Linked DNA regions of Mus musculus: region 1 is linked to region 2. Evidence: chromatin contacts called from ENCODE Hi-C data. All regions are on one chromosome and are shown on one strand. Each heading gives the region's core, a stretch centred on a gene start or an enhancer-like site at or near the end of the contact. The rest is flanking DNA. Distances are from core to core; before and after follow the strand shown.

The links. A loop is a pair of places that touch in the nucleus more often than their neighbours do.
Region 1: a loop to region 2 is called in a map of Patski, with 2.2 times the contacts of the local background. The contact joins the enhancer-like site here to the promoter of Nipal1 in region 2. A Hi-C loop is called at or near these places in 2 of 37 maps with a recorded cell type or tissue (Patski and T-helper 17 cell).

What each region holds. Positions count from the first base shown.
Region 1 is chr5:72,852,595-72,858,620 of GRCm38, reverse strand. The region is part of intron 1 of Tec (tec protein tyrosine kinase); the gene reads left to right. Among named protein-coding and RNA genes, the nearest start is that of Tec, 13 kb to the left of the region's middle. Within about 2 kb of position 2,705, at least 1 of the 3 ENCODE cell types and tissues checked has a DNase peak (open chromatin) inside an H3K27ac peak, as active enhancers do.
Region 2 is chr5:72,644,567-72,650,838 of GRCm38, reverse strand. It overlaps Nipal1 (NIPA-like domain containing 1), which reads right to left and starts at 3,043. Exons shown (of 6, transcript NM_001081205.1): 1 at 2,906-3,043. The coding sequence starts at 2,951.

The DNA of each region.
Region 1 (6,026 bases), core at 1,456-3,955, 210 kb before region 2:
CTAGGGTCATATACAAAGATCTGCGTCTAATACAGTGAAGTGGTCAGGTTCTTCAGGTGTCGCTCCAGACCCTTGATGAGGCGTGGGTCCTGAGAATGCGTCCCAGCAACAAACAGATCAACTCCGTGAACCGCAGCAGCTTGAACATGTCTAACAGTGCCGCCGGGGCTGTGGCGGAGGCTCAGTGCTAGTGTGATCACCTGAGACATGCAAAGCCTTGGGTTTGATATCTAGCCCTACACCCACAGAGAGAAACAGTAACAGCTTTGAAAAAGAGAAAGGCAAGTGAAATTAACTTTCATAACATGCGCTGTATAACCTAATATTTAAAATACTGTCATTTTCTTATATATAATCATATAGTAAATTTTTAATGAGAAGCAGTTTGGAGCAATGCAAGATCATGAACACAGTACAACAGAACGTGTTGTGGTTCAGTGCAGTGTCTCACGTATGGCAGTTGGTAGTGAAATGTTCTTCCAAACTACACAGTTGTTGTTCAAGGGAAGATATCTTATACTGCTTCAGTTTTCGATTAGAATTTCTGCGGTGGGAGGGCTTTGCTCTCCCCAGCACTGAGAAGGCAGCTGTGTGAGTAACAGCTGCATTGACAGCAGCACAGAGCCAAAGGTCCCCTGTTCCCAAAGGCCTATGACTCAAGTGTTGTCCCTCCCTCATTCAGTCTTGTTTACCTGCCTGTGTCTGAGGCTGCCAAGCACAGTTGTGCGGATTATTGCAACATCATGGGATGGCCTTCACAGCAGAGACTTAGTGGGTCTGCTTACTTTTCGTAGCCACAGTTTAGAGAGGGTAAGAGGTAACAATCTTAAGGGAATTATTTTGCTTCCTAACTTATGTAGAGGTATTTTTTGCGGGGGAGGGGGGAGGGGGGAGGGAAGGATGAGTAGTCGTAGTCTCTGTGTCTTCTGAGAGCCCAACTGCTGCTGCTGCTTCTGATCATCATCATCGTCTCCTCCTCCTCCTCCTTCCTCCTTCTCCCCTTCCTCTCCTCCTCCTCCTCCTCCTCCTCTTCCTCCTCCTCCTCCTCCTTCCTCCTCCTCCCCTTCCTCTCCTCCTCCTCTTCCTCTTCCTTCCTTCCTTCCTTCTTCTTCTTCTTCTCTCCTTTTCTTATTCTTCTCCTTCTCCTCCTCCTTCTCCGTCTCCTCCTCCTTCTTTTTCTTCATCATCATCACTTTTTTTTTAATGCTTAACAGGGTCTCATTCTCTCTGCCAGTGGCTGGACATATGGAAGCGATTTTAGCCAAACTCTCCACCTGTAGAAAGTGTGCCTAGAGGCTCACTACTCTTCACACCGTTGTACTTTGGAGCCCTATGTGTCTTCCTTGTGATTGCATTCCCAGGTGCTTAACCCATTTCTTGATTGGCATTGAGACCTGGCCTCAACTGGACCTCTGGCTTGTGTCCTGAGTTGCTCTAATGACCTTTGACCCTAGACTGACCGATGTAAATGCTGACATGGCTTTCCTTCACGGAGTCCCCCGCTCACCCTTCATGTGGTACAGGTCTTCTCATGACACTCATTGTCATTATGGTTGCTTCTAATAAATAGGGGCGGGCTCTTGATCGCTTGTAGCAGGCATCGTTCGGAGCTGTCTATGCGTGTCTTTGTAAACATCTCCAGGAGGCAGGCATTATACCCCATTTTTTTTTATAAGAAAACTGAGGCACTGAGAAATGAAGTATTTTACCCAAGGCTATACAGCTAATGAGGCCCAGAGGATCTTTATAGCCTGCCCCTGACTTCAAAGCTCTTCTGTGTTGCCATTACTGGGGTTGGACTTCTGCCTATGGTCCCAGGGTCTTTAGGAACAGGAGCCACACCATAGTAGACTTAACTGTTTGTCGACCTAGACTTCTTTTCTCTGGGGAGCTGGGGTTCATGTGGTTTGGGTAGGATACATAGAACCCTGGTGGTCATGTGACTTAGCTCTGGTCAATCTATGGAGTCCTTCCATCAGACCTTGTGATTGGCTCAGGAGCTGGTACTTGACCCAGGCTGGCTCCCAGGCTCCCTTTAAGGAAGGAGGTTTTCTCTGACTTAGGAGAGTGAATCGTCACATGGTGGGGGAGAGGCCATGAGCTGCGGGGAGAATAGAGACAGCCGCCTTTGAAGCTCTGCATTCAGCTGTGTTCCCTGTGTCCAGGACTTAGACTTACGTGGGACAGGTGCTTCCGTTGTGGTGCAGCCTTGGCTTCCCTACTGCCATGTTCTGTCGCTGGGTGAGAGCAGGCATTCTGGGATCTTGCTATCTACTTGGAACCCAGATGTTTTTGATCCCTGCAGACTTTGGGTCCCATCACGCTGTATCCTTTCCTTGTGGGTTGTTACTCCTTTCCCTAGTGAAAGGAGATACCACACCCAACCATCCCCTAGCCCCCCCACCCTATTTCCTAAGGGGCAGCCCACACACGTGGATATGGGTAGGGTGAATGTTGAACCATGAGTAGAATATTAGAGAACTCTCTTCTTCATAGACACTGGGGAATTACCAATGTGACCACCATCCCATTCTTTGAATGCTGATCAAAGACTCCTGAGCATGGAATCCATCTGGCCCCAGACACTCTCTGGGCTCCCAGCCAGCTTGAGTCAGAGCCTGGTTCTCAGCCCCACTCGCCCTGACTTCCAGCCTTTCTGGTCTGCTGTTTGCCTGTGATCTCACACTCCTGCTGTGATTCTGTCCTCCATCCTTCCCGCTGGCTTCCTTCCCACACTTTAGGCAGCCCTCCAAGAGCTAGTGCATTGTTCCATTGTGAATCAACTCTCCCACACAGAGCCCGAACACTCCCTTCTCCACAGCTCTCTGGGAGGTTCACAGGGCACCCCTTTCTGCCCTTCTCCTTTAGAGTTCAAGCCATTGTTACACACACCCTCCTCCTACCAGCCTGTTGTTAGTCATTCTCCCTGATTTGATGGCTTCTGTTCTCTCCCAACCCTGATCCCTGTTTTCGTGTGTACAGTTAACTTTATACTTGCAGTAGGGGGTCTGTGGGGGTCTGTAATGGAAGTGATTAGTTGTGGGAAAAGGGGGGATTTCTTAAGAGATATCCTGTAATCAAGACCTTCAGAAGTGAAAGGATTGCTGTAGGTAGGTCAAGAGTGGAAGGGCTGTCCAGGCAGAGCTAACTGCTTGGGCAGAAGTCTGGAGATAGAAAAAGTCTTGCTGGGATACTAATGGTAGGAGAGGAAGAGAGAGCCCAGTTTGATGAGGCGTGGTTGTATTTATTTACAATTAAGGGATGAGTCAGACAGGAGAAAGAGTGAGATTTTTGTTGTGAAGACAAGATGAGAACTTGGTTGGAGATTTTATAAAGGAGGACTAGCGAAGGAAGCAGATTTAAGACATTCTTGCTAAGACTCAGGGTGTAGAGAAAGATAGTGAATAAGTTTGAAGAACTTGCTTGGCTACGAGGGAGCTGGGAGCAGGGTGGAGGATTGAGGCTGGGATCTTGCTTCTTAGGAGCTTGGTGAGAGTGAGGTCCTGCCCGGTGATGAGAGACTTACAGGTGTTCTGGGCTGCCAGGAGACAGCATCTGTGTACTTGCTAGGAATCAAAGTTCTTAGCCCTTTAATTACCTTGTGCATTAAAAGTAAGATAACTTCCTTCATGAGGGTAAAAATGGCCTACACTATATAAGCTTGTGATGTTTCTCAAAGCATGTTTTATAGAATGCTACAACCCTGAGAGATGTTAATAAGGTTCAAGGGAAATACAATGAGTTTTGTGACCAAATAAAGTTGGGAAACCCTGTGGCTGGTGTGATTCATAGAGCATGTTCACATATTAAACCCTCCCAGAAATGCACACAGGAAGCAGGCTTGATGTTTAAGTCAGGTTTTACCTAATATGTTTATGTGCTCATTCATTCCCCTATCCAGCACACATGTAGGAAGTGCACACTGTCATGGAGTGGGTATAGCATGCTGGCCCTGTGCCCTGCAGTAGAGAACACTGGCACTCCATGCCCCTCCTCTTATGAGAGTCAGCTCAGGCCTAAGTGTGTGTGATCATCTGACATGTCCTACTGTGGCGAGAAGCCTGACATGGCAAAGCCTGTGTGCCAGTTGTTTAAACCTTCCCACTTGTACTCTGGAGTGGAGTGATGTGGAGTGATTGATTATCTATCGGCCCATCCCTCTGGCCTCATCCCTCTGGTCTTCATCAGTCTCTCCACCTCTTCACAGAGTATTTCCTGCCCCTCCTGCTCTGCATGGCCAGAGCGCATGGCAAGGGAACTTTCAGGTCTGGGAAGCTGGTGACTCGCCTACGGTTACCCAGCAGGTTGCGGGAGAAAAGCCAGAACCTAACCCAACTGGTTCTAAGTTCCATGCTCATTGCATTCTTAGTGAGAAGGGACAACCTGAAATGCTTAAAAATGGGGGGTGGGGGGAAACACCCATTTAACATGTTAAGTGAGGGCCTGTGGACAGTGACAGTTTAATCAGTATAGTATAAGTTCTCCATTAATCAGTATAGTATAAGATCTTTATTAATCAGTATAGTATAGGATCTTTATTAATCAGTATAGTATAGGATTTCTATTAGTCAGTATAATATAGGAACTCTATTAATCAGTATAGTAAGGATCTCTATTAATCAGTATAGTATAGGAACTCTATTAATCAGTATAGTATAGGATCTCTATTAGTCAGTTAGCACAGGATCTCTATTAATCAGTATCGTATAGGATCTTTATTAATCAGTATAGTATAGGAACTCTATTAGTCAGTATAGTAAGGATCTCTATTAATCAGTATAGTATAGGATCTCTATTAATCATATCAGTAACCATGTGCCTGGCCAAGTACTTTCTATGCATTTCTTTAATTTCTCAGCCCTGTGAGGTAGTAATTACTACCTTGTTTCATAAACAAGGAAGGAAGCTCAGAGCCTGAGTACGGTGTCCATTTTACACAGCTTGTAAGGGCAGAGCCATACTTCTATTTTAGGCTGTTTTGAGCCTGTTCTGTGCAACAGGAAATGTTTATTTTCAGGTTCAAACTGGCAGAGTCAGTGTGTCTTTTCTCTTCTCCATTTTAGCTTGTCACCTTTGTAAAAACTGACTTTCAGCCAGATGCCTGTACACAACTCTCATCTCAGCTCTCAGGAGGCCAAGAGGAACACTGCAAGTTCAAGGCCAGGCAGGGCTACTTCGTGAGACTAATCTCAACAAAACTAAACAAATCCACCATACAAACAAACAAAAAGACAGAAAGACACCACACATGCATGCACACAGAAGCCTGCGTACACAGCATACACTCATACAGGGACACAAATAAAATATACAAAATACAGACCTTCTCTCACAAAGGAGCTGATCCACTCCCTGAACAACTAAGCCAGGGAGATCTCTCACAGCCTTTATGAATGTCCAACTAGGTGACGGAACTCTAGGAGCTGAGGATCTAGAGGTGGGCACACGTTCTTGGATATTATTCTTGTGAAACTTAACAACCAATTGCAAGAGGATACTTAGTAAAAGACACAGAATCAAGAAAAACATCACAGTATAATGCTAAGAATGCAAATTAAGCAGAATAAAATGGACTGGATATTTTATTTTCTCAGTTATAAGGTTTGATTGTGTGTTTATTTATTTAAATATTTATTTTTATTTTATGTGTCTGGGTATCTTGGCTGAATGTATGTATGTGCCTGATGGAGTATCAGATTTGGATCTAGAGTTAAGGACAGTTGTGAACCCCCATATGGGTGCTGGGAATTGAACTCAGGACCTCTGGAAGAGCAGCCAGTGCTCTTAACCACTGAGGCAGCTCTCAGTTCCCACTGCTTTTTTTTTTTTTTTTTTTTTTTTGAGATAGGGCCTTCCTAGTTAGCCTCGGCTGGACTTGAAGTTGCAGCCCTCCTCCTTCAGTTCCCCCAGGGCTGGGATTACAGGCTTTTATCCAGCTAGTCTGTGTAGTTTAGATCTGGCAGTGCATGCGTTACCTCTCCTGTTGCTGTGACTAAAGCATCACAGGGAACGGTTTGTGTCAGCTC
Region 2 (6,272 bases), core at 1,794-4,293:
CAGGCCCAAGGAATGCCATGTTTCATTGAACACTAACTATGAAGCCATTTTAAGTTCTCTGGTTCACTTTCTGTATCTGTAAAAATGGATACCAAAACTACAGAATTTAGTTATGCAGGAATGTGAACGGATATGTTCTATAGGAATGTTTTGAATTTTCAAGATACACACACACACACACACACAGACACACAGACACACACATACATATCAGTATAGAAACAGAAAAGGATACAGCCAATTCTGAGTCACTATTCCTCAATTGCCTCATCTTAAACTTTTCTGAAGTTATTTTTGTCTTATGTATATAGGTGTTTTGCTTGTGTGTATGTCTGTGCACCACATACATGCCTGGTATCCTCAGAGGTCAGAAAATGGTGTCTGATACCCTGGAACTAGAGTTATAGATGAGTGCGAACTGTCTCGTGGCTGCCGTAATCAAGCTCATGCCCTCTGAAAGGGCAGTCAGTGCACTTGACCACTGAGCCATCTCTCTAGCTCCTGATTTCTTTTCTTAAAACCAAAGACATTCAGGTCAGGAAGACAGGAAAGGTCAGCTTTAAATATCACAGGCATTTTCCCTCTGTTGTCAAGCTATGGTCTGGACAAGTGGCTTCACTCCATGAAAGAAAACTTTGAAAACCCTTGATTCTCCTCTGCCTGAAGCTTGCTTTTTGAACCCCAAGTCAGCTAAGAGCTCCTTAGACGTGAGAATTTATGAATGTCCTTTTGGCAGCCCAGGATATCTGCCCTTGAGCCCATCATAACATCACTTCCACGGTCCCTGACACAAAATGTGTGTTCCAGGGGATGGCTGTTAAGTCTGGCATTCGGTTTCCCCAGGGCCGTGTTTCCTCTGCTAATAAAAGCGGTTTTGGCTGTTGAAGTTGATTTGAGTTCTGTTAGAACACTTGCAAATAGTACTGAAACCAAATTAGAAAAAAAAAACTTTGAGTATTTAAGTTTGTCTTTTTATTTTGTGATAATTTGGGATTATAAGATCTTTTGAAGTATTCAGTCATGGTTTTAAAAGTCAAAATCAAAGTACTACTGTAACTTTTGGGGGGCATCTTATGAAACGACTTTATCCTCAGACTCCATGATTAGCTCATCATTTTGATCTCGGGTAGATTAAAAACTTTCTCTAGAGGATCTGGGCCACCCAATCTGCAGACCACCTCCAGCTTCAGTACATTGACTGTTAGACTTTGTCACAGCTCTACACTCTCAAGTCATTTGCTTCTCGGAATGTCCTGTCATCAGGGTAGTAAACAGATTGGGAGTGCTAGCATTGAAGGCCAGACTGATGACAGTCCTTTAGGACCTAGGCCAGTGCTCGGCTCACAGGATTCTTGTTCATCACCTCAAACAAATCAAGGAAAACCAGACTCCATTTAAGACCCGCCAGGGTTCTGCCCTGTAGATTTCCTGAGGTAACCCAGTGCTACCTACTCTGTCAACAAGATTTCTTCCTACTTTAGAGAGGAAGAAAGAGAGCCAAGTGGATACACTAGGCCTAAAACCTAGTCTCCTACTACTGAAATTACAGATTGGCCTCTCCCATCTTTCCCAGTACCTTCCTGCACGGTTAATCATCGGGTGACACAGAGCTCCAATACTTCTTGTAGTTACTAAATGCATGAGCAAAGCAGGAAAAATATCCAGAGGTCAAATGAGTGGGTGCAATCTGCTCTCAGATCCTTGAACAAACAAGGGCAGGGTGCATTAGTGACGATCTGACTTGGCAGCTCCAGAATTATTTAGAAAAGGGACCAACTGCCACTAAGCGCATGACTGTCTAGGAAACAACCCTAGATGCAGCTGCCTTAGGGATACCGGTCTCAATGTGGGGATAGTTTGTGAATTGTTGCACATTTTCTTTTACACACCTTTCCCCTTTCTTACTAGCTGGGATTTGATGAGTCCTCTCTCTTCTTCTGTCTCTCCCCCCTTTTCTTTCTATTCCCTCGTTAAGTTATAAGCTGGAAAGGCCAAGAAGCAAGGACACGAATCTCTACAACACGAGGAGCTGTAGTTACATGGTCGTAGCATTAGGCTGGGAAGCACTCACTGTAAGGCACAGGTCTTACCAGACAGCTTCTTTGAGTCGTTAGCAAGTAGGTTAGAAATGACCTGACACCAGTGGGGATTAAAAAAAAAACCGATAATTTCGTTTGCAATGCACATTTCCCAAGGTTGCCCCACCTTTCCCCTTACTTCCATTCAGTTTTCTCTGACCTTCTGTGTAGAGACTGCAAGAAGCCAGTGGAAGTGAGGAACATCTGGCAAAGGTCAAGGGGTGGGGCCCAGGGGTTTTACCAGGCAAGGTGTGGGCTGGAAATCCCAGTCTAGCCCTGAGGAAGAACTAACAAAAGGGCACTCCCAGTTCCCTGTTGGAGTAGTCACCCTACTCAAAGGATTGCCCAGTAAGTCATACCTGAGCGATCTCTCCGTGGGACTCAGGCACAGTGTGTTCAGGGAGCACTGTGGGAAGCCCACGGGATCCCCGGCACGCCCTCTGCCATGTACTCCGGAGTTGAGGCTGAGCCAGGAAACCTCCTCCTGGATCAAACCCTGGAATCTGCCCTCAGCAAGCATCCTGAATTTCCCTGCCACACACTCAGTAGGACGTAATCAACATTGAGCCAGCCGGGGGACTAAGTGGGCGTCACTTCTGTCCTGCTCCGACTTGGGCTTCCCCACAGAGTCTGGAGTGCAGTGGGCTCAGCTAAGTATTTACTGTCCCGTTGGTGGGACAGCCGACTGGACGACTGGAATACTAAATGATTAGAAGACGGCGCGTTAAGAATCCGCACATTTTTCTGAGTCTAGTTTTGAGACCTCGCATCTGGGCTCCCAGCTACCCAAGTGACCCAACTGTCCCACCGCTGGGACTGACACTCACCTTCATGGCAGGGCTCTCCGGGTGGCAGCCTCAGCTGTACCCCCATGGCCTGGGGACCGGGCTTCCTCTGTGCTAGCAATAGTTTCTCACACACCAGTGTCCCGGGACCCGCTTTCGTTCCGGCGGATCGGTGGAGTCAGCGAAGGGTGTGCGCTGCCTCCGCCCCCGTGGCAGGCTCAGCCAATGAGAGTGACTGGGTGGGGCATGGGGTGGTTTGAGGCTCATTTTCCGCCCACCGCTCGCTCATCGCCGCAGAAGTTCCTTCAGTCACCGGTGTCTGCAGGGTGGACCCGGGAGCTGCACAGGTGCTTAGTCCAGAAACACCTGCCAGGAGGAGATGAGGTTACAGCGTGGATGCTGCCGAAGTCACTCGGGGAATTTAGTGATGGAGAGGCTGTCCCGAGGCCCCCTTCTGGTTGTCCTGGAGCAGACGAAGTGCTGGCCAACGTCAGTGGGTCTTTCTCATCACTGGCTTTTGTGGCACAAGGCGCTGTCTGCTGGAGTTCTGTGCTGAGTCCATGCTAAAGTTTATTCTGGGATTTTTTTCGAACAGGCTTGGTGCTTCTGCTCTCTCGTGCACGCCGTTGTCCTCCTTGTCTTACAATACCCGTGCTTACCTGTTTTCAACAATCAGGCATTTCCCTCTCCACCCACCCAGCTGCCTTATCCCCACGCCCAGTCGTATATGAAATAAGCTTTTCAGGGATCAGCAATGCCCAAACTGAGAAGACCTGTTCCCACGCTGAAGTTCATGATATTCCAGCAGTACACTACATAACATGCATGAGTCAACTCATTACAATTTACAGCACAATTTATTAACTACAGTTTGCAGGTGAGGGATAAGGATAAGGTAGAGAAAGCGGTGAAGTAACTTAGTCACGAGGTATTTATTATGCCTCATGAAGTGGTCACACTTACTGCTGAAGCCCTCAGCCGGAAGAGCCGAGATTGTGTGTTTTTCTGGGGTGCCTTTGCGCTTGACTGCTGTACCCCCATAGGCTCTAGGTATTCACGAACAGCTAGAATTAACTTTATTGCCTAAGAGTTTCACTGCAGAGATCCATCTTGCTTTTCTTGTTTTCAGGTTTATGAGACAAAACTTAAAACCAAATTAGTCAGTAGTTTAAGATGCATACTTTTTGTCTATGGGCATGACCTGTGGAAAAAGAATGGGGGAGGGGCAGGATCAGGTGGAAGTGGCAAAGACGGTTTAAGCCAGTTTTGAATTGGAAGCCTTGTGAAGTAGACATCTACTTAGATGCTTTCTTTGGACATCAGATTTCACGTTTTGTCTTCACCATAGACTGGCAATGATAATAAATCTGATCCCAGGTACTTCTTACTATTTAACAAACATCAGTTACAATGTGGCAAACCCTAACCCTAAGCACTTTATAAAAAATTGTTTAATTTATATTAAAAGCATTCAAAATGATAATAGCTGTTGTTATTTTCCACTTTATGCTTTATATCTTCACTTAAAAAAAGCCTTGAGAATGTTCCTTTGAGATTCATGAGTTTTCTTTGTTTGCACACGAATGCACACGTGTGTATGCAGGTGCACATGCGGGTGTGCCTGTGGAAGCCAGAAGGGGGCGCTGAGTATTCTGCTCTATCACTCTTTACTTCCTCGATGGGGCCTGTCACTGAACCCAAGCCTGGCTAGTCAGCAAGCCCCAGAAACCCATCAGCGGGAAGGCTGGGGTTATAGTTGTATACCATTTTTACGTGGGTTCTGGTTCTCAGGCCCAGGCAGCGCTGTTATCTTCTGAATCATCTTTCCTGCACGTCGGGATGGCAGTCTGGTTTTGGCAGGAAGTACTTTGTTATAAATCTTATTTATTCCAGTTCTAAGTATGTGAGAAAACACTCTGGGGAAAAAAAAAAGAAGAAAACTTGCTCAAGATCACTGCTGTCCCAAGCCCAGTGTGTCCTAGGCAGAAATCAGTCATGAATTCCCCTCACCCATTATTTCTAGATGAATAGCTACGTGGCTACCACACAGGATGTCACCTGTGCACTAATTGGGGGCAGGTGTTATCCCTATCCAAGAATGTATTACTTAATTCAAGGAAAAAAATAACATTTAAACATCTCCAGTGAACTCACTCTTGACTTCGGGAAATCCTTTTATAACTCAAAACCTAGAATTCAACAGTAAATGAAACCCTCTAAAAGGTAGACTCACACTCACTGGGCTTTGTGCAAGGTCATGAGACCCAGTGATGATTGTGAAAATGGAAGCTGGAGTTGCCTCAGAGCTGGAGGAGGCAGAGCCACACTGTCTTGTAGCTTGGGCAGGTCTGCAGATAGCCTCCTGTGGGAGCCTCTAGCCTCCATTGCCATGCTATGGGGGGCGGGGGGAGTTTGCCATTCTCTGGCAGGCGGTAGGGACAAGGCAGAGGGGACAGCGGCTGGTAGGCAGGGTGGAGGGTAAGCTGTAGAATGTCAGGCATAGCACTAGCTTACTGCTTTTAGTTTATTATTGGCCCTGCCCCCAGTCAGCCTGCTTAAGGGGTTATAAATTTGAAAAGTCTTCCTGAAAGCAACTGCTTTTCTTTGCTGACTTAAAATTCACTGTCTCCTGTTGTTATTTTGAGTACTTTCTTCCTTATAGTTTGAATTTAATCTATGATCTGTATTTTTCAGTGAGAACTTTCCGATCACTGATTTTTAAACATTTGTCCTTTAATGTGTGTATTTGAGGGGTTGAGGGAAGGCTGTGTTGGAGAGGACCTGAGTGTAGTTCTTAGTACTTACATCTGACAGCTCATCACTCAAGGTTGGGTTCAGCTCAAGGGAACCCAACACCCTTGGTCATGAACCCCCACGAACTCCTGATTTAACTTCAAATAGTACAATAGCGTCATCTCGTCGATTTGGATAGGTTGTGCTTTTGTTAACACTCAGTTCACAATGGTTGATTTCCAGATAAATACCTGGTACTTTTGGAGCTGCACTCCCCATTTCTTTCGGGTTGAGCCTAACTACTAAAGCACAGCTAAGAACATGTGGGAGTCTTGTAGTCACTTAGTCCAGTGACTCTTAGGAGACACACATGCGGCTTAACTTCCCAAATCTCCCTCCACCCCAGTCAGTTATGATGGCCTTTCCATCCCGTCAAACTAAACAATCTCGACTTGAGTTGCTTTAAGTCAAACAAACCCGGCATCATCCTTGAGTCCACCCTTTCATTCACACCCCACATCCACCAATCAGCCGATCTTATTGCCTCTGCTTTAAGTCTATATCCAAAATCTGACCCCTTCCTCCACCCCTACTCACCTCCGCGTCCCCAACCCTTGTTAGAGTCACTGTCACCTCTTCCTGAATTACTGCCCCAGTCTCCTAACTGCCCCCTACC